Regions from separate parts of the Homo sapiens genome. Here regions 1, 2 and 3 are each linked to region 4. A link is a loop called in an ENCODE intact Hi-C map of the cell type or tissue named here. Cell type or tissue: chondrocyte. All regions are shown on one strand.

Region 1 (5,000 bases), 760 kb before region 4:
CCTCCAGTGTAACTTTGCTCGGGGTAACACACTGCAAAGTGCTTGGATTTTTTTTTATCGAGATTAAAAATGATCTCTTGCTGATATTTTCATTTATTACAGGAAGGCAATTTGTTAGGTGGGCTTTCAGAGGAGAAGATGTTGTTCCGATGATTTTTCTGGATTTACTTCCATGTGGTAGCGGAGAGGAAGGCAGAACTGATTTGGGACCTTCCTGATAGGGTGCAGCAACTCTCCCACTTCAGAGCAGACCAGCACTCGGTTCTGGCCTCCAGAGTCTCCCCTGTGCCAACAGAGGTCCTTGGGCGGGCAGCCATATCCAGCAGCCATGGAAGGAGCCATCAGGAGCAGAACATGGGCCAGCAAAGGATGGTGCACAGTGGGCTGGTGTTCTTAGCCAAAATGGTGCTTATATCTCAAAACTCTAGTGTTTCCACTGGAGAGGGTTGGAGCAGAGGAAGAGGTAAAAATGGCGAATGGTGTGGGTCAGCCTCAGACAATCAGAGAGCTGATAGGACATCGTCTCTGGGGTTCGCTGGAAGGACTTGGAGTTGGGGTACGTTATGAGTTGGCTGAGGCCCATGTTAGCAGATGGGGCAGGAGCCAGAGAAATATGGGTGGCAGAGTTAGGGATCTTAGAATGGGGAGACAACTTGGCTAGTGGGGCAGCACGGGATGTGGTAATACTGAGTTTCATTTTGCTTGTTGATTTTGAAGTCACTTGAACATCTAAGTGACATGTTCTTCGTGTTCTTCATCAGGAAGGGGATGGTTGAATATTTGGAGTTTAAAAATGACATAATTCCTTTGAAAGGGGAGCTGTTTAAACACTAATCAGCCCTTTACACATTAGTATAAATAAAAAGTCTGCAAGTAAGTTTTGATAGAAAGGGAAAAATAAGGAGCCATTGTCAATGCTGATGGGAAAGTGATTATCGCAGGGGAAGAAACTCAGCCACAGCAAGAGCCTGAGGGGTCCACAGTCGGCCGCATGATACAGCCTGGGCCTGCCCTGTGGTGTCTTCTCTCCATCAGATCTATCCCTAATTTCATTCCCAAGCTGATGAGGAAACAAATCTACCCACATCTATCTCCCTTAAACTCTTATATATCACTAGAGTTCTTATTATTCCTTTTGTTTAAATATGTGATTTCTTACATTGTATTTTTATTTTTTTTATTGAGGTATGCTTTACTTATCATAAACCTTACCCATTTTAAGTGTACAACTCAATGATTTTTGGTAACTTTATTGAATTGTACAGGCATTACCAGTTTTAGAACATTTTTATTACCTCAGTAAGATCCCTCATACCACCCCGCCACAAACTTTTTTTTTGTTTAAGACAAAGCCTTGCTCTGTCACCCATGCTGGAGTGCAGTGGTGCAATCTCAGCTCACTGCAACCTCTGCCTCCCGGGTTCAAGCGATTCATCTGCCTCAAACTCCCTAGTAGCTGGGACTACAAGCACGCGCGACCACGCCCAGCTAATTTTTATATTTTTAGTAGACACAGGGTTTCACCATATTGGCCAGGCTGGGCTCAAACTCCTGCCCTCGTGATCTGCCCGCCTTGGCCTCCCAAAGTGCTGGGATTACAGGTGTGAGCCACCGCGTCCAGCCCCTCATACCCTTTTAATGTTCATCGTCATTCCTGGCAGTACCTCTGTTGTGGAAAGTGGGATTACAAGACATGTTCCAGTTTCTTCAGAGAGGTGAGTATTGGAGAAGATTGTCCTTGAGTTCTGGCACTGGGAGGCTATGAGTCCTAATCCCAGCTCTGCTTAGTATTAGTGAGTTTATTCAATCACTCTGGACTTCAGTTGTTCACTTGAAAAATGTAATCAATAATATCTACCCTGCAGGGTTGTTCAGATGATTAGAGATAAGGTATGTGAAGAGCCTGCCACATAGTTCAGTGAAATTATGAAATTATTTCATTACAAATACACAGATGCTTGTAAACAATAGGAATTGATTGGATGCAGAGACTGAATTTTGAGGTCTATTATTTTACTATTTTGTAATTTAATCAGTGGAATGGGGTAGGAAGAAGGAGAAAATACAATTTATTTGTAATAGATATTGGCTGCTTTAAAAAATCAAATGCATTTAAAAAACAATTCCTTTTGATTTACACTGCTCAATTTTCCCCTCTTAAAACTACACAGAGATTTTCTTTCCAAAGAGCTTTTCCAAATGGCTTGACTCCCCTGACCTCCCCCAACCTCAACCCTGTCTTCTACAGTTTTTTTCTTGCTTTCTTCTGAAATAGATTTGAAAAAACAAGACCCTGACTGCAGCTTTTCAGAGCCCGGTAGTGATTTTCTCTTCTGGTATGAAATTTAAGACCCATAAAATGCAGTTGCCATTTCCTGTGGATGTTCCGCTTCTGTGTTCCGATTTGATATTTATTGCCACATGAGTCAAGATCACAATAAGTTGCTCCATTGCCCTGTGTTATTGATGTAGTGCCACCCGTTTACGTGGGGGAGTTCAGCTGCTGGCCGGGTGCCTGTTGCTAAGTACCTGGAAAACTAAACGTGGCCACTAGGGGGTGCCGCTCTCCCAGAGTCCTGACCCGGGTCCCCATTTGGGAAGGGAGAGAGAGCACCGGGAAGGGCTGCTCCAGCGCCCTCCATCTTCCTCCCGAGGGACCCCGCAGGTGAGGAGCACCATAGGCCCAAGCTCTTCCACCTTAGCCAATCCCCACGCTAGGGCAGCTTCCAAGCGGCCAGGGAATGAATGGGAGCTCTCTGCCACTTTGAATTGTGGGATCCCTCCATGGCTTTTTCTGGGGAAAGGCGTTTTAATCGGCTGTGCCAGAGTCACTAAACGGTGCTTGCTAAAGATATAGATTCTTGAATTTCATTCTCTAGACAAAGTGAACCAGAATCTCTGATGATGAGGTTCAGAAATCTCCATTCCCAACACTTGTTCCAGATGACCTCAGTGCACACCAAAGTTAGGACCCCGAAAAGGCAGGCCGTTTCTAAAAATGCTCCTTTTATCAGCTGCTCCCTTCTAAACCCTTCTAAACTCTTCTAAACCAAATCCAAAACCAACCAGAGGTCTTCGGAGCCACTGGAATATACCCTCCCCGGAGGTCTCTAAGTTCACCGTGAACCAATCTGTGGGGAGAGTAATGCCTCCATCTCTGCCAGCCAGCGTTCCGGGACCCTCAAGGACTACTTTGAATTTCAGAAGTGGAACTTCAGAAAAGCAGTGTTGAAAGAATCATTGGTGTTAATTAAAAGATGTAAATAATCTCTTTTAAAGAAATAGACTTGGCTGGGCGCGGTGGCTCACGCCTGTAATCCCAACACTTTGGGAGGCCGAGGCGGGTGGATCACGAGGTCAGGAGATGGAGACCATCCTGGCTAACACGGTGAAACCCCGTCTCTACTAAAAATACAAAAAAATTAGCTGGGCGTGGTGGTAAGTGCCTGTAGTCCCAGCTACTCGGGAGGCTGAGGCAGGAGAATGGCGTGAACCCAGAAGGCGGAGCTTGCAGTGAGCCGAGATCGCGCCACTGCACTCCAGCCTGGGTGACAGAGCGAGACACTGTGTCAAAAAAGCAAGCAAACAAACAAACAAAAAACTTTGTGCTGGTTTCCTAGCACTGCTGTAATAAATGCCGGCAAACTGGGTGGCCTAGAACAACAGATATTCGTTCTGTTGCAGTTGTGGAGGCCGAAAGTTGGAAATCAAGGTGTCGGTGGGACCATGCTCTCTTGAAGGCACTGGGAAAGAGTCTGCCTCATGCTTTTCTCTTAGCTTCTGGGGTTGCCCGCAATCTTGGCCTTCCTTGGTTCATGGCCGCATTTCTCTAATCTCTGCCTCCGTTGACACATGGCGTTCTTCTCCTGGGTGTCATTTTCTTCTTCTCTTTTTGTAACACAGCCATAATGACCCTAATGGCTCACCCTAATGACTCATCTTAGCGCCATTACATCTGCAAAGACCTTATTTCCAAATAAGGTGGGTGGCATATATTCTTGGGGGACAACATTGAAGCCATAACAGTCCTATCATTTCCTACAAGTGATCTATCATCCTTTTAAGTCTCCAAACCCACTGAGTAGCAAGGAAAAAATAAATTTAGTCCAGTCCAATAAACTCAGCCCAATCCAATAATTTAAATAGTCTATTCATTCTCTACAGGCATGACTAAGATACATGCTCAGTCTTTCTTATTTCCTCCCCCTTTTCTTTATATCTCCACAAAATGAGAGCTAGAGGTTTAGAGGGCTGGGTTTCTATGACTTCATGATTGTAGAGGAAGGGGCTGACTCACTCTGTCCTTGGATCCTGGCTGGTCTCTGCTGCAGGATGACAGCCCCAGTTTGTTCTGGAAATCATTTCCACTGAAGAAAGACTGGTCCCATTTAACATTTTGGGATTATATGCTAGTGTCTTCCTCTGGAGTCCCCCGGGATCTTGGCCATCAGTCCCTGAAATTTAGAAATCATTTTTTCATCCCAAAGACTGGCGTTCAGGTGATTATTTTATTAAAGGAACCAGGAAAACGGCTTTGAGGTGCAACATTGGTCAATGACCTCTTTGTTTCTGGTAGCAGTCAACCTTCCCTCCTGGAGGAAATGACCCTCATTGTATAGTTTTCTCTTTGCATGAAAACAAGATACAAGGGCAAATAAAAACCATGTGGTCTATGAGTTAGCTTCTGCTGTGTAACAAAGTATCTCAGAGCTCAATGGCTTAAGCAGAGAGTGGCAAACTGTGGCCTGCAGTATGTTTCTGTAGGACCCACAAGCTGAGAATGGTTTTACATGTTTAAAGCGTTTGGAAAACAAAATAAGATATGCAACAGAGACCATACCAAATATTTAGTAAGTCTAAAATATTTACTATTTGGCCCTTGATAGAAAAAGTTTGATTACCCTGGCTTAAAACAAAAAGCGTTTCTTATTGCGCCCAAGTCTCTGGGTTCTTCAGCTCCTGGATGGTCTCCTTCATGCATCTGAGGCTAGCTGTGGGTC
Region 2 (5,000 bases), 190 kb before region 4:
CTGCATTAGGATACAGCAGAAATCCTGCCAAGAATAACTACAAAGACAAGTTCTTTCCAATACTCCTAATCATCCCTGTTCTGCTACTTGCTCCCTGACAGGCCTAGATCATCCAGCTTCTGGCCATCAATTAAAAATGAAGATGTGTTGGCCGGGCATGGTGGCTCACATCTGTAATCCCAGCACTTTGGGAGGCCGAGGCAGGCAGATCACGAGGTTAGGAGTTTGAGACCAGCCTGGCCGCCATGGTGAAACCCTGTCTCAACTAGAAGTCCAAAAATTAGCCAGGTGTGGTGGCGTGCACCTGTAATCCCAACTACTCGGGGGGCTGAAACAGGAGAATCACTTGAACCTGGGAGGCAGAAGTTGTGGTGAGCTGAGATCACACCACTGCACTCCAGCCTGGGTGACAGAGTGAGACTCAGTTTCAAAAAAAAAAAAAAAAAAAAAAGAAAATTAAGATGTGTTATGCTAAGGTTTCCGCATCTTGTCAACAAAACCTTCTCACCACTGACTCCCTTCCTTGGTTCCCGGCATGGCTGTTCCCTCCTGCAAGATTACTAAAACATGCTACTGCCTGCGCTCCCTGAAGGACTGCAGCCAAGGCTGCATGTTTCTCAGTAGATTCCAGGCACCACCTTTACCCCCAGAAATGCAGGAGTTTCTTTTTCTTAAAATTTCTTTTTATTTCAATAGTTGTTTGGGGAACAGGTGATGTTTGGTTACATGAATATGTTCTTTAGTGGTTTCTGAGATTTTGGTGCATTCATCACCCAAGCAGCAACACCGTACCCAATGTGTAGCCTTTTATCCCTCACCCCCCTCCCACCCTTTCCCCACAGTCCCGGAAGTCCTTGGTATCATTCTTATGCCTTTGTACAGGAGTTTCATTTTAAAAGACTCCACGTGCTGTCAGAGATCCAGCAATATTTCCTTCTGGAGCCCCTGGAACCATTAGAAATGCATTGACCCCAGTTGCTTTCTTCTCTGACTCTCCCCTGGCCCAGGATGCTCTGAAGTTCATGAACATCAGAGCAGCATTCAATCATTTTTGAGGAGGCTGATACCTAGAAGACAACTTGAGATTCCCAAATTCAGACTTTGAATCTTCTGCCAAGTACACAGCGAAGCCCTCACTTAAAGAGTCCAACCAAGTGATTTGCTCTCTGCTTCTCCTTCCTCACTAAGGGATACCCTTTCCTTTCCTAAACCTCTCCAATTAAACCCCCCAACTCCAATGTAACAGATTGCAAGGGAATGAGCTCTTGTTTGGGGAGCGAGGGGAGGATTAAGCGTAGAAGCAGTAAAAAGCACCACAGGTAATTTTTCAAAAGCCTTTTCACTTTGCCAGAAAAATCACTGTTGACAAATGTGAGTAACACATAAACCTCAACAATTCATCAAGGGGGATATTAATTCAAGTGCTGTTTTCTTCATTATTGATGTTCCAAAACCTAGAAGATTGATATGGCTGGCAAGGTTGCAGGGTTTAAGCCCATTTTTCTGTGAACATTTTGATATAATGGAATGCAAAGCACAGCAAAGTTGAGAAGGCAGAAGAAGCTCTCAGCGGGACAATGAATGTCTACATAATTTGACAGCAGCCTGTCTGTGCATATCACAGGATGTGTCTTTGTATGTCTATGCATGTGTTTGAGCAGGCACCATGAAAAAGACAGAAGAATAAAGGGGCACATCACCGTGTGTTAAACGAAATTCATATGAGGACTTGAAAAAATGTATTATAATATTCATATAAAGTTTTAAATGGCGAGGTAGGTGCACACTTGGCTGATTTAGGGTAAATAGTTCTAATTACTCAGCTGAAAAACATGAGTTAAGTCTGGAAACATTTTTAGCCCATTTTTATTTTAATATGTCTGCTTGGTCACACATCCTGTACTATGACTTTACAGACATTTCTAAGCCTAATGTAGACTTAATTTCCTGTGATAAGAATCACGAAGTTCATCTGGGGGAGTTTTCTTCTCTCAATACCAACAGTGCCTTCAAGGTGAGGGGAAGGGTTAGTACTCTTGAGCAGCTGTACTAAGCAAGCCTTTTTATATTCTGGATTCTGGTGCTTTGACATCTGGGGCCGTGCTAATCCTGGAGGAATGGCCCCTCCCACCCCTGGTGAGTCAGTTCCTACAGATGGTAAATACCCTGCCTGGGAGCATGCCTTTCAAATGCAAACCAACCAATCCAGAGACAACACCCCAACCACCTTCCAGATGTGAGGCTCACACTCTAGGCCACTATCCACCTGCCCTCCCCACCCCAGGGCCAAGTACTTGACAACTCTAGATAGCTCCTGTACCCTAGAGCCTGTTGAAGTTACTCAGACTAGCCAGTCCTAAACCTGTTTACCCTCCCTCCCCAGTTCCTTACCTGGAAACACACTAAAAGCTCCTGCCCAAGTTCTCCCTTCCCTCCTCTGCCTTTTAATGGATCCCAGCACTTCCCCACGTGGCTCTGCATGCCATGGTGTGCCCCTTTCTTTTGGGAACCACGAGTGACACACTATCTTCTCAATGGCAATCATCTCCTAAATTGTTGGTCTCACCAAACTTGAAAAATAATGAAACCTATGTTTTATAAGAGCAGCACCTCTGCTGGACTGCAGCCGGAAGAATAATTCTGAAGAGCTCTCTGCTGTGGCCTAAAACAGTAAAACCACATTTTTGCAGCTTTCCGGGAACAAGCACCCTTCTGCAGTGCAAATTGGCTTGGAAAAATATTTAAGTGGTTGCAATGACTTGCTATTTAGCAGAAGCAAGACCCTGTCTTATAGGACTGTCATGGGAGAGTTTATTACCACCTTCCCCAAAAACACACGGGATACACCTACGCACGCATACACATCAAACCCGTAAAACAGAACACCTTTAAGACTGCCCAGGCAGGATCATCCCTCTGATATCTTGGCAAAGTGACTATGATCAGCTGTGTCTGAAATTTGCCCCTAGGGAGCTGCCTAGAAGCCCTGACTACTTGAGCTTCATGTTCTAACTTTGCCAAGTCTCCACTTCCCCTTTGCTGGTTAAGAACTTTAACCTTGGAATCCATGGAGCTAGCGAGAGTCAAGGTGACTTTTCCCCCTCCAGGCCCCATCTGGCCAGGCTGCCTCAGCCGGCTGGTCATTTTTGGATCACTGGACAGACAGTGATAGAGACTGCCCAACAAGACAAGGTCTGACGTCAGGATGGAAAGTGACAGGAAACAGCTCCTTATATGGCCAGGATGAACAAGCATAGGGTGGATGGTTTGGAATTGAGCAGCCTCCTGACATTGGTACATTTCCCCTACTTTGCCATTTTACCTATGGCCAACCTTGCTACCAAAAGAATAACTAACCAACAGATGCCCAAGATGGTCGGATCTTGGAAACCCACATGAAAGATGTAAGAATGCCGTCTTTTCATGCCTTCTAAGCAATTCCTGTTCATTGTCTCTGTACCCATAGAAAATTCTGAACAAATTAGAGGTCCCAAGAGATCACACCTGATTTCAATTCTAATGAGGAGCTACATCATCTGCATTCACTTGGTAAGCTACAAACTGCTTTTCAATTGTCAGCACATAGTCTGAATGCAGGGAATAGAATGCAATCAAGCAGAAATCACAGCGTCTGGACGTTAGAATCTGTTTTGAAAGAGGAATGGTCATAAATGGAAACTGATTTACCAATTCAGAACTCTATTACATCTTGGCCAATGGAAGAAAGTTAAGACCTAAACTTGTCCAGCTTGACTATTCAGTCAGCTATTCCCTGTACATGTAGCTGAAATGTAGTTGTATTTATTTCCTTAACCTTCTTAAAAATGCATCACAAACTAGAACTGGAACGACAGTTAACACTTCCCCCACAGGATAAAAACGAGTCAAATCTAAAAATGTAAAACCATGTACTAAACTCAATTAACAACAGTAATGCCTTTTCTGGAAAAATTCTAGACCTACTTCTTCAACAAATCAAAAACCAGGAACACAGAAAATGAATCAAAGACCGTGGAATGTAAAGAGGGTCTAAGCATTTTCATCCGAATAAAAACATAGACTCATTACTTATCCAAAGAAGGAGTGAGTTAACTACTTACCAACACCTTGTCTTGATTTTACTTTCCCAAATCCAAACCATGAGAAATCTGAAAACCACAACAAAACATAAAATAAACTTCGAAAGAGAAGTAGAAACCGGAGGTGGTCAACACTGTCCTTGGTCAAATAATGCAACAAACTCCCCCCGACAAAAATAAATAAATAAATAAATAAATAAATAAATAAATAAATAAACAAACCACTTGGGATGAAAGCTTCCTATCAAACACCTGGAAACTAACCCTTGGATTTTTGTGTAGAGATTTATTTCCTATTCAGAGAACACGGAGGCTCCAATCAGATAAGAGAGAGCAGCCTGTCTATGAGAAAAATAGCCACAACCCAGGGTTAAGGGCTCTGAGCTGTTTTCTTTCTTTCTCACTTTCTTTCTTCCCCCTTAGTGGAGAGATCATTGCCTTGTATTGAATCATCTGACAGGGAAGCTGCAGGGGTGAAGACACACACAATGCATTTGACAAATGCACTACGGTTCTGAACCGCAGCAATGTGGGAAAATAATAAGAGAAAACAGATCCTTTTTGAAGCTGAGACAGACGGTAAAAAAAGCAACACAAAATCCCGTGGGAGAGTAGACACGGGCTAGATAGAGATTCAGGAGGGAGGGAAAAAAAGATCTTAATTCTACATGGATTCTCGCTCCTGACTTGCTGTGTGACACTGGGCTGTGTACAGCTGTTCTGTGCCTCTTAGAACACAAGGTCCAGTAGGCACATGTAAGAAAAGACCTGCCAAACGTCTGGAGAGCCTCCCGTGAATAAAGCCACAGTGAAATGTCTGCTTCCTTCCTGAGCCCAGCTCTTTCCTCCTAGGTAATTTCCGCTGGATTCAAAGTGAATTCTGCACAGTGGGGAAATACCTGAATATGAGAAGGGTAAAGG
Region 3 (5,000 bases), 290 kb before region 4:
TTTCTTACACTAATTATAGCAAAGTTCACCCCACTAAAACGCAGAGGCCATAGAGGTGAGCAAGACTGCAGGAAGGGGAACAGGAAATAAACTGAGAAGGTGCCTCCTCAAAAATAAATAACAATGAGAAGAGCAAAGCCAGCATCTTCACCAGCCCTACCCTATTATGAAAGGTAGCCAGTTCTGTGCTTTATGCTGTTAAGCTATAGACACCAGCACATTTATTCCCTTCCTTCCTTTTCCCTTCCTCTCTCCTTGAAAAACAGCAAAACACACAAGAAAATCAAATTGAGGGTTGGTAGAAAATCAAAGTGGTAGAACACCACCCCGAATCTTCACTCTAAATATCACAACTTCAACATTTCCAGAAATTCCCTTTTCTCTCATGTCCGAGTTCCAAAATCTCAGTTAACAAAGTTAACATATCCCGGGGGCCAGTTCTAGGTCATCAGTGGATCTGAGTCACTGTCTGTAACTCTGCCTCTCAGTGATTTCAGTGGTGGAAACACCAGACAAGCTGTGTGGAAGTGTCTAGGAACAGGCAGGATAAAACTTCTTCCATCTCACCAAGCTAAACCGCTTTCAACCAAGATGGCGCTTGGAGGGAACTTCCAAAGTCCGGTGTACTATTATTTATGTGAACAAGTTCACTTTTGTTCAAATCTCAAACAAAGGCTCCAGGCATACTTTCACAGAATCAAAGCCAAACCTCAGCATCCTTTAACCTCACCAGGAATTCCCCCAGGCCCTCAGTTTTCTCTGGAAGGATTCTCACACTGAGGACTTCACTCTTGGAGATCTCACCCACCACGCTGGAGTGCCAAGAGCAGGGTGGGTGCTATGGGCTGACCTGCGTCCCCCCAAAATTTATACGTTGATAACCTCACCTCCAGGGCCTCAAAATGTGACTGTATTTGGAGACAAGACTTTAAGTAGGTGATTAAGTTAAAAAGACCATTAGGGTGGGATGCAATCCAATCTGACTGGTGTCCTTAAAAGAAGAAATTTAGGCCTAAAGGGAAGGATTGGGTTGTCACCATCCCAATGTGAGGGCATAGTGAGAAGGCAGCCACCTGCAAGCCAAGGAGCGAGGCCTCAGGAGGAACCAATCCCACTCACACCTTGAGCTTGGACTTCCAGCCTCCAGAGCCATGAGAAACACATGTCTGTCGTTTAAGCCACCCAGTCATGATATTTTGTTATGACAGCCTCAGCAAACAAATACAGCAGGGGTCCCGCAGGGAAAGAGGTCCCTGGGGTCTCTGATCTGCACAGCTACTCACCCTGTAGTAGTCAGTGCTGTACACGTCCCGGGACATCCCAAAGTCCCCGATTTTCACCAGCAAGTTCTCCCCGACCAGGCAGTTCCTGGTGGCCAAATCGCGGTGCACGAAGTGCTGGGACGCCAGGTAGACCATGCCCGCGGCGATCTGCTGGGCTATATGCAGCATCTGCGACTGCGTCAGTTCCGTGGGCGGGTTGCCCTCAGCCATCAGCACGGCATCAGGGCCGTGTGCCCTGGGGAAGGACATGGAGAATGAAGCTGGGGGCCTCAGCATTTTCACTCCAGGGGCCCTTTGCCCCTGCCCCTCCCCGTCCCTCTTGCTAAGCTCCTCACCCCCACCCTGTAGCTGCTGGTGCTAAAAGATGCTGCCTGACTTAGCATGAAGAGGAGACAAAGGTGCTCACACAGTTGTACTTCTGCAGTCCTGAGAGCACCCAGGCTGCTCTGTTTCCCAAAGAGTCTGGAATTCCCAGGACCCCGTGGGCCTGAATGTCCCCCTTCCCTCCAGTGTACAGACAGGTTGACATTTTAGGGGCTCTGGCACTGTGCTGGGTTCAGGCACTTACCAGGGCCCCCTGACCCTGAGAAGCAGCAGGTAGGTGAAGGAAGACAAAACCAAAAACAAAACATATGGGGAAAGATGGACTCTCCTAGTGGGATGGACATGGCAGCCCAGTGGGTCCCCACCCCTTCCCACCTAGCCAGGCTATGCCAGAGTATCCCCCAACCAAGCTGATTCCTCCAGAGTGTCCCCACCAGCACCAGAGCTGGGCAGCCTGCGGCCTTCCATAGTCCACCTGATCTGTGGCCAGGCATGGTTTTGAAGCTACGCCTGGCTCTCTCAAGCCCAGTTCAACAACAGAGTCCCAGGGCATTCTCAATCTGGATGTTCATTCTCAATACAAAATACCATTTCCTTCTGTCCACCCCTCCTCCAACCTCCGCTCAACACAGGCTATGGCCAACACATAGGAGAACTCTTTTGAACCACAGCCTGTTTATTCTTTTGCTGGGGAAAATTTTATTGTTTACACTATGGGGAGGGGGACTATGATTTTTTAAATCTTATTTTTCTTCTGTCTTACACACCTGGCCTCTCCTCAGCTATGTGATGACTTAGGGCACCCTAACACGCAAGTCCTGCAAGGGTGGGAGGATCCGCGTCTTAGGATGCCGCCCTCAGCGCGGCAGGCTCTGCTGTGACATCCTGCGCTGTGAGCCAAGATGAGCGTCATTGCCCCTGGTGGCCTGAGGGGGCGCTGCAGTGCAAGGAATAAAGGCGGGGTTTGCTGTCGGGCTCTGCCCTGGCGTGGCCAAGGGCTTCTCTCTGGGAAAGGAAAGATCTCTCTCAAGACGTTTTGAAACACTTAGAATAAATATAGAGGATTCTGCATAAATGTTAAAGTAGGTAACCTCACCTGCAGGGTTTCAGAGCCGTGTGAGTATTTGAAACTGAGAAAGCCAGAATTGTCTGAGAACACATGTCAGGGTTTGCCCTGCCTCTCCGCCCTCCTTCCCCCAACTATTCAAGCCACAGGCGTATCCCCACTTCCATCCCGGCTCCAGCCTACAGTGACTGTCTTTGCCTTTGATTTCGGGAATCATTCTGTCACCAGATCTTTCATTCCTGTAATCTCAGGGAATGAACACTGGACAGGAGTTGGGGGGTCTCCCAGGCCTACCAGCGTCCAATGCCATGATCCTGGGAAGCCCTTTAATTTCTCTCATGTACAATTTCTTCATTAGTCAAAAATACAGAGGAATATTATACTGGGTAATTTCTTAGGTTCTTCCTGTCTCTAAATACCTGGATTTAACCATTCCCTGGGGAGGAGTTTCCTGTTTTTGTACAAGCCAGTCCTAACATATTTCACCTCTACTCAAACCACAACCCCCAGCTGCCTCTTGTCACATTGAGGAACAATGCTGGGAAAATGCTCCAGGGCTTTCTTCAGCTCAAAAGCACCTACTCAAGGTAAGAAGCGGCACAGTGGCCAAAGCTCCGGGATATGTGAAATGAATTTGGATCCTGTCCTACACTTGCTGTGTGATTTTGGGTGAGTTACATAACCTCTCTGGGCCTGTTTCCTCACTCTGTAAATTGTAGATACTAACTGCCCCTTGCTAAGGGCATTGATGTGAGGAGGACTGACACTGTGCTTGCATAGTGCTTCGTGGCCTTTCACAGGAAAACCAGGGAGAAAGGCTTTGCAAACAAAGATTCTCTTTAAAAATGAAATTGACAGGTGATGTGAAAACACAAGTTATCCTCTGTGCATTACTTTTTGTAACTGGCCTGTAACAGGGCTCTTCAGGATACTAGAGGGTGGGCCCTTTCCACTTCACTAAAGGTGAATCAAGCCTAATCCTTTTCAGCACTGAGGGGTCAGGGGAAATTGCCAATGTTTTCACTTGTCTTCCTTAAATCTACTATGACCTCAGCACCAGGAGAAGGGGCTGGGGTGCACATAAACTAAAGAAAATCTGAAATAAAGACCCAGAGACTCGGTCAGAATTTAATCTTCATAGGTACCATTTAAATAATAAAATAATTTGTTGATTGGCCACAGCCTTATATCAGTTCCAGAAAACTGATCTACTTTAAATATCTCTCAGAGGCAAGACTCCAGGATAGAGGAAAAGTTAGATGTCAGTGCAAAAGGCCACCTCTGCACAAAATTCTGTCCTCCAACCCCACACTCTGCAGACGTCAGGAAGCTGGTGGCCCTCAAATGCCTAATGCACTTTATATTAGTATGTGTGGGTTGGGGGAGACTCCTGGATTTTTAAAGTAATTTCCCCTGTTTATATCTGGGTATTTGCTGTTCAACTTTCTGAACACGGCTCTTTAAATAAAATAAGCCTCTGGATGCTTTCTCTGAGCAGAACATACTGCTGTAAAAAGTGGGTAGGTGGGTCTGCTACACAAGTCCTTAAGAGGAACAGAAATAACGGTTAACGCTGCAATCCTCTGCTTTCACTTTCCCAGGTCCTCGTGAAGTCTTAGAAATCAAAACACATTTCATCTCTTCCAGGAAGACATTCCTTAAGAGGTAAAAAAATAACAAAATTAAAAAAAGCACCATCAGCTCCCTGGCTTGGGAAGCAAGTAGCAGGTTCATGGGCCTGACTTAGCTGTCCAGTTCTCTCCAGCGTGGGTTACAGCCGGCACTGCACCAACTGCTCTGGCTCCAGGATTCTATAGCACACCACTTTCCTTCTGGTCTTTTCAACAAGCACCTCAGCAGAGAGGATGGCAGAGTGGTTAAGACCATGAGTTCTTGCAGCCAGGGGCTGCAGGTTTGAATCTCAGCTCTGTCATCTGCTACCTGTGTGATTCAGTTTCCCCAACTGTAACGTAGGAATGACGGCAAGGATGGTTTATACCCTGAAACATATTAAAATGCTTAGAAAGTTCAATAAATGTTAGCTGTGATAGTTTGAAAAATAGTAGTCTATTTTTCCCCTCATTAGACGGCAACTCTGGACAGATTCTAAGAGGAAAAATCATGAAACCCTTGCAAGCAAAGACATGTGTTTTATTCCTCATTTCCCACCCTAACTAGCTTAGAGCCTGGCCATGCTGGTGCTTAATATATGGCTTCTGGATGAATAAAGAGGGTAGGGAGACAAGAGAAGACATCTGTCTTTATAGGGCAGAGCTGATACAGCTGGGGACTTTTCATGGCAGCTAAGTGCCCAGCTCCCTTGCGGA
Region 4 (5,000 bases):
TTCTCCCCACTCTTGGGACAGCATTCACTTCCAGGACCTACCCACCTGGCCAGCTCGGGCCCTAGGGGCAAGGAGAAAAAGGAGGAAAAGCTCCAGGAACTCACATTTCGGTGATGTTCTCAGGATCTACACTGTTAGGCTCCAATCTCGGAAATGCCACGATGCCAGGAGAAGGGTCGCTGCACCAGATCCGAGAGGCACTGCATTTGCAGGACGTGGGACAGGCGAAAGCGGCCCTCCAGAAGCCCACAACCAGCCAGCAGAAGCCCCAGAGCCGCGCCATGGCGGGTCCATGCCACCTTATCCAGGACGACATCCCTAGCAGCCAGTGCCAGCCCGAGTGCCTGTCCCCGCGCTGCACCGGCCGCTTTCCCCCACCCGTGCGGGGAGGCCTTCCCTGCGCTTGCGGCTCTCTTAACTCCTCGGTGCTTGTTGCGGGCGTGCCGAGTCCAGCTTATCAGAGGCTGAGCTGGTCCGGAGCGAAGAGTGTTCCGGCAGGCGGCAGGGTTCACAGTGGCCCCGGCATAGCGAACCGCTTTACAGGGGGGCGCTACCGCTGCTCGGAGCTCCGCGGCGGCCGTCGCTGCATGGCCCGGCGCGCCGGGCACCGACCGGCGGCGCTCCCGGGACTCTCTGGGGCGCAGATTCCTTGTTAGATGCGAATGGGGGTCCGGTATGCACCTCGAGGCTGAGGACAAACAGACACGCGTAAGACTGAGCGTAGGACCCCCAACACCACTAATTGGGGCACTCTCCCTCTCTGCTCGCGTCATCCCCACCCCGACCCCAGCCCGGAGACTGTGGATGGATGAGTGCCCAGCTCCGGCCCAGGAATCAACTTGCCCCGCGATGGCACTGACGCCGCTGGAGCCACCAGTGTGCCCACTCTCTCTTCGAGCCTGAGGCCAAGGGAGGGGAGGTAGGGAAAGGGTCCCCAAGACAGGATTCCATGGTACAGGCCGGGCGAAGGACCCTTTAAAGGGGAATGCGGAGACTGCCGGCGGCTTTGGCTCCGCGACGGGGCCCCCGAATGATGCTGCAGAATCCGCCACGGCCGCTGGGTGCCGGTGGCGCGGGCAGGTGGCGCGGCACGTCCCACCTGGGGAGTAGCCGAGGCCGCCCCAGGGGGAGACAGTGAGGGCCGAGGCGACCGAGGGCACTATCTGCGCTGCTCACCCGGGCTCCGGCGCCTCACGCCCGCCGGCGGCGCCTGGGTCCAGGCTCCTGCTACCGCCGGGGACTGAGCGCGTAGAGCGCGAGCGAAGCAGCCAGCGAGGCTCCTGCTCCAACCCAATTCCGGGAGCCGCCGCCGCCGCCTCTGCTACTGCTGGCGAAGTGACGTGAGGGCTGACGCAGAGCAGGGGCAGAAACTCCAGAAAATTAGTCTGAAATCCAAAAACACACACACGCTCATACACACACAAACCCATAACACCCTCCAGACAAAAGCACCAGGGAGGGGAGGGGAATCTGGGGGCGAGCAGGGAGGAGGGAGGCATCGGTGCCACTGGCCAGAAGCAGACAGCAGCAGCATGTGGGAGTTCACACACGCGCGCACACACGCACACATCCTGGCCGTGTAGACATGCACGCGCGTGCGTGTGTGTGTCTGTGTGTGTGTGTGCATTTACATCCAGGTACCTCTAAGATGAACCGTTCCTCCGTTCGACGCCTCCCGGTCCCTAATTCACACCACAGTCTCTTCTACAATCGCGGTAGAGGCTGTCTCCCTTTTTGAAATGGAAACCGTGCTTGGTTCAGCTCTGAAAAATGCGCTGATTCTTATTATAGGAATCCTCCCTCCCTTCTCCCTCCCCGCGTTCTCCTTTCCCACCCTGCCTAAAAGGGAGGGCAAGCTATCCTAAAAATAAATAAATGTTGTAAACACCAAAACGTGTTCTGCATTGGTAACCAAGGATCACCGCCCCCATTCCGGGCCACCTATTTGGGGATCGGTGGTTTTGGAGGGGCTTCCTGTTGGTGCTTTTGCAGAGGGAAGGGAGTCTCCAAACACAATTCTAGCTCTCTAAGTGGGTCTTTTTCCTGCCGTTTTCTGCCATCACACGCCCGGGAAATAGAGACATGTGAGGGGAAGGGAGCGCGCCTGATGCGTATTCTAAATGCTCGGTGGCCACCCTGGCCTGTCCGATGTGTGGCGCCGCGTCATTTTCTCTCATCCTTTAACCTGACGGGATGTAGCCATTCCCAGATCGTGGATTCACTCCCCGCGATGCCCACCCCCACGTAGGGCATCCCAAGCCCTTGCTCCCCTGCCGTACCTTGCGCGTGTTCATGTGTGCTAGGGTGTGCGCGAACGCGTGCCCTGCGCCCGCGCTGCCCGGAGCACGATATGCATCCAGCTACGAAGAAGCCAGGCGCGGGCAGAGCCTCGGGGTCTCACTAGGGACAAATTAGGCGATCCGGGAGGGTCGGGTGACAAACCGTAACTATTCTGCGGGTGCAGTTAAATGATGGCTGCGGGGCATTTGCAAGCCTTGTCTGAGAATCCGTCTTCCCTTTTGCGGCTCGGAATCTGTTTTTCCGCAGTCATTTAAAAGAGAACGGGGAAAATACACCGCAGTGCCTGACACTTCCGAGGGCTCTGGTGCCCCCGCGCGGGGAGAGAGCGCCCGGCACGCTCCGGAGCACCAGCCCATGGCCCGGGTCGCGGCGGGCACAGCGCTGGGGGCGCGCTCTGGCGCCAGATGCGCAACCAGCGGCGCCCGACGCCTGCGCGTCCCTGCCCGGCCGGTGCGCGGCTCTCCTGGCCTCGCCGAGCTCCTGCCCGGGGGAAAAAGGCGGGCAATCCTTCTCTCTCGAGAGAGCAATGGGTTGGAGTCTCGTTCAAAATATAGTAATAGTCACTGATCTACCCGCAGAGTTTGGGGATGGGAAGGATCAAGAAACCGAACGTTAGAGTGAATGCTCGGATCTAGGCCAAGCGTTAAATATTACGAAGGGAACGTAAAACATCTATTGGGGCTTTTTTGTACAGATCCTGGGCGCTGAGTGTAACCGCGGGAATTCTTGGACAGCACCCAAAAATCTTGCTGCAGGTCCCGAAAGCAAGGCCAGCAGGTCTATCTCACCACTGTCACTCGGCTGTAACACACATCGAGTGGTGAACGGCCAGGCTGAAGTTTACTCCTGAGCTGCGCCTCTATTCTCTACTAGGTGAGGACGCGCCAAGGAAGAGACGCCAAGGGCAAAAATGACCTGGTCTCAGACGCACGTAAAACTCCGCCTGTCTTGTCAGTGAACCTTAAGCGGAGAAGCCCCTGAGGAACACTTGGGGAAGGAAGGAGTGTGTGCGTAATCACCCACATTTCTCTCACACTCCCATACTCTGAGCCCATTTTTCTAAGAAACGGCCCATTTTCGCCCTAGTGGCTGCAGCATGTCAATGCGGTATGGAGAATAGGCAGTCTTACGGTGGTTTGTACACCAGAAGAGTCTAATTATGTTGGAATATTTGTAGAGTTTCTATTAGAGTAAATATATGCTACTATTATAGTTGGATTCTAAATATATTCCACTATCTCCCACTTAAAATTAGGATTTGCGGTCCTACTTCTAATCACCCTACTTCTGCTCTACTATTTCAACCATAGCAGTTTGTCCTTTGGACAGATAATTTACTTATTATATATATTTTTAAAATTTCTCCCAGAAGAATGTACACTCCATGAAGGCAGGGATTTTTATCTATTTTATTCATTGATATCTCTCAAGGACATAGTAGGTGTTAAAATATATGTGTATTTTTAATGAATAAATAAAATAAAATAAAGGAGATCTCACTTTCTTAACCTCTAAGTCTGCAAGAACCTGGATAATTCCCCCAGACACGCTCCTTCTCACCTTCACAATTTCAAATCTTCCTTGCGTTCTGAGTGCTCCTAGCACTGCTTAAAACCTTGCCTTACTTTCTGTCTCATTTAGTAGCCAGATAGGCTTCAGTACTGGGCCAGAGAGGGCCTCCCACTTATTCATGCTAGTAACTGAACACCTCCATGGACAGTGTCTAGAACACACTGGTGATCAGTAGCTATTTCTTAACTGATAGAATTGTGGATCTACCTCGATTTTAAGACCTATAAGATATGTCCCAGAGATCACTTCAAGGATTCTCAGATCACACCTTTGTAAGAGATGATGAACATTTTTCAGATGAACAATATAGAGATGACTTTTTTCTAGATCCCTTGAATGCAGGCATAGAAATTAAGTGCTGCAGGTTCCTACCTGCACTGAACCATGATGTACCTAGAGCAATGTTTCTCAAACTCTTTTGACCATGATCCACAATAAGAAATGCCTTTTATATCACAACCCAATGAACACATACATAAAGGCATATACTAACTAAAAAAGAAGTGTCATAATACAAAACTTACTTACCCTTAGTACATAAACTAATATATCCTTTTCTCTTCTACACCATTTCATTTCTGAATGCATGTAATAACTCAATACATTGATTTTAACATCCAATACTGAGTTGTAAAAAAATAAGCAAGAATACTGCCAACTTCTGATTAAAATGGAGTAATAGGGAACGGATTTGTTCTCTCAATCATATGACCAAAACACTGAACAAAATATATTAAAGTTAAGACAATGGATATAAGACAATGAAGGTCATCGTTCAGAGAGAAGGAACCCAGGCAGAGGCCATCTACCTAAGTTGAGGAGACTAGCTCAAGAGAAATCAAGGAGTGCAGAGTTCACAAGACAGAGTAGCAAAGAGAAGAGTATTGCCCAGAAAGAACTATGGACATCTGCAGAGGGTTCCTCTCAAGTATTCAGCATAGTGCTGATTGACACATGCAGGTAATAAAGCTACCTGAGGCCAGAGAAAGAAGCACGCAAAAGATTAAAGCGAATAGAGTTAAAACAAATCAAAAGGAAAATGTAAAACACTATGTATCAGAATTTGTGTGATACAACTAAAGCAGTTTTTAGAGGGAATTTTATAGCACTAAATTCCTGTATCAGGA

Evidence for each region. A loop is a pair of places that touch in the nucleus more often than their neighbours do. Peaks named below come from ENCODE experiments on the same cell type or tissue, not always from the same donor. Only the 100,000 strongest peaks of a DNase experiment are listed, where the experiment ranks them.
Region 1: it touches region 4 in a loop (2.5-fold over the local background); 5 of 110 quality-filtered maps call a loop at or near these places.
Region 2: it touches region 4 in a loop (2.1-fold over the local background); 2 of 110 quality-filtered maps call a loop at or near these places.
Region 3: it touches region 4 in a loop (5-fold over the local background); 18 of 110 quality-filtered maps call a loop at or near these places.

Annotation. Positions count from the first base shown.
Region 1 is chr9:85,422,889-85,427,888 of GRCh38, reverse strand. The region is part of intron 2 of LOC105376121 (a long non-coding RNA gene); the gene reads left to right. Among named protein-coding and RNA genes, the nearest start is that of AGTPBP1, 320 kb to the left of the region's middle. RefSeq lists a silencer at 2,530-2,629. In chondrocyte, CTCF peaks have their summits at 2,314 and 2,548 (motif pointing right); no DNase peak of the experiment used is centred here.
Region 2 is chr9:84,860,188-84,865,187 of GRCh38, reverse strand. NTRK2 (neurotrophic receptor tyrosine kinase 2) reads right to left here. Exons shown (of 19, transcript NM_006180.6): 13 at 4,101-4,148. Among named protein-coding and RNA genes, the nearest start is that of NTRK2, 190 kb to the right of the region's middle. RefSeq lists an enhancer at 2,431-2,931. In chondrocyte, no CTCF peak of the experiment used is centred here; no DNase peak of the experiment used is centred here.
Region 3 is chr9:84,951,801-84,956,800 of GRCh38, reverse strand. It overlaps NTRK2 (neurotrophic receptor tyrosine kinase 2), which reads right to left. Exons shown (of 19, transcript NM_006180.6): 17 at 1,284-1,518. Among named protein-coding and RNA genes, the nearest start is that of NTRK2, 280 kb to the right of the region's middle. RefSeq lists an enhancer at 1,428-1,928. In chondrocyte, CTCF peaks have their summits at 2,351 and 2,551; DNase peaks (open chromatin) are centred at 1,420 and 2,511.
Region 4 is chr9:84,666,065-84,671,064 of GRCh38, reverse strand. It overlaps NTRK2 (neurotrophic receptor tyrosine kinase 2), which reads right to left and starts at 1,336. Exons shown (of 19, transcript NM_006180.6): 1 at 1,177-1,336; 2 at 105-688. The coding sequence starts at 316. RefSeq lists a silencer at 2,592-2,811. In chondrocyte, CTCF peaks have their summits at 1,083, 2,408, 2,610 and 3,377; DNase peaks (open chromatin) are centred at 284, 1,174, 2,354, 2,634 and 1 weaker place.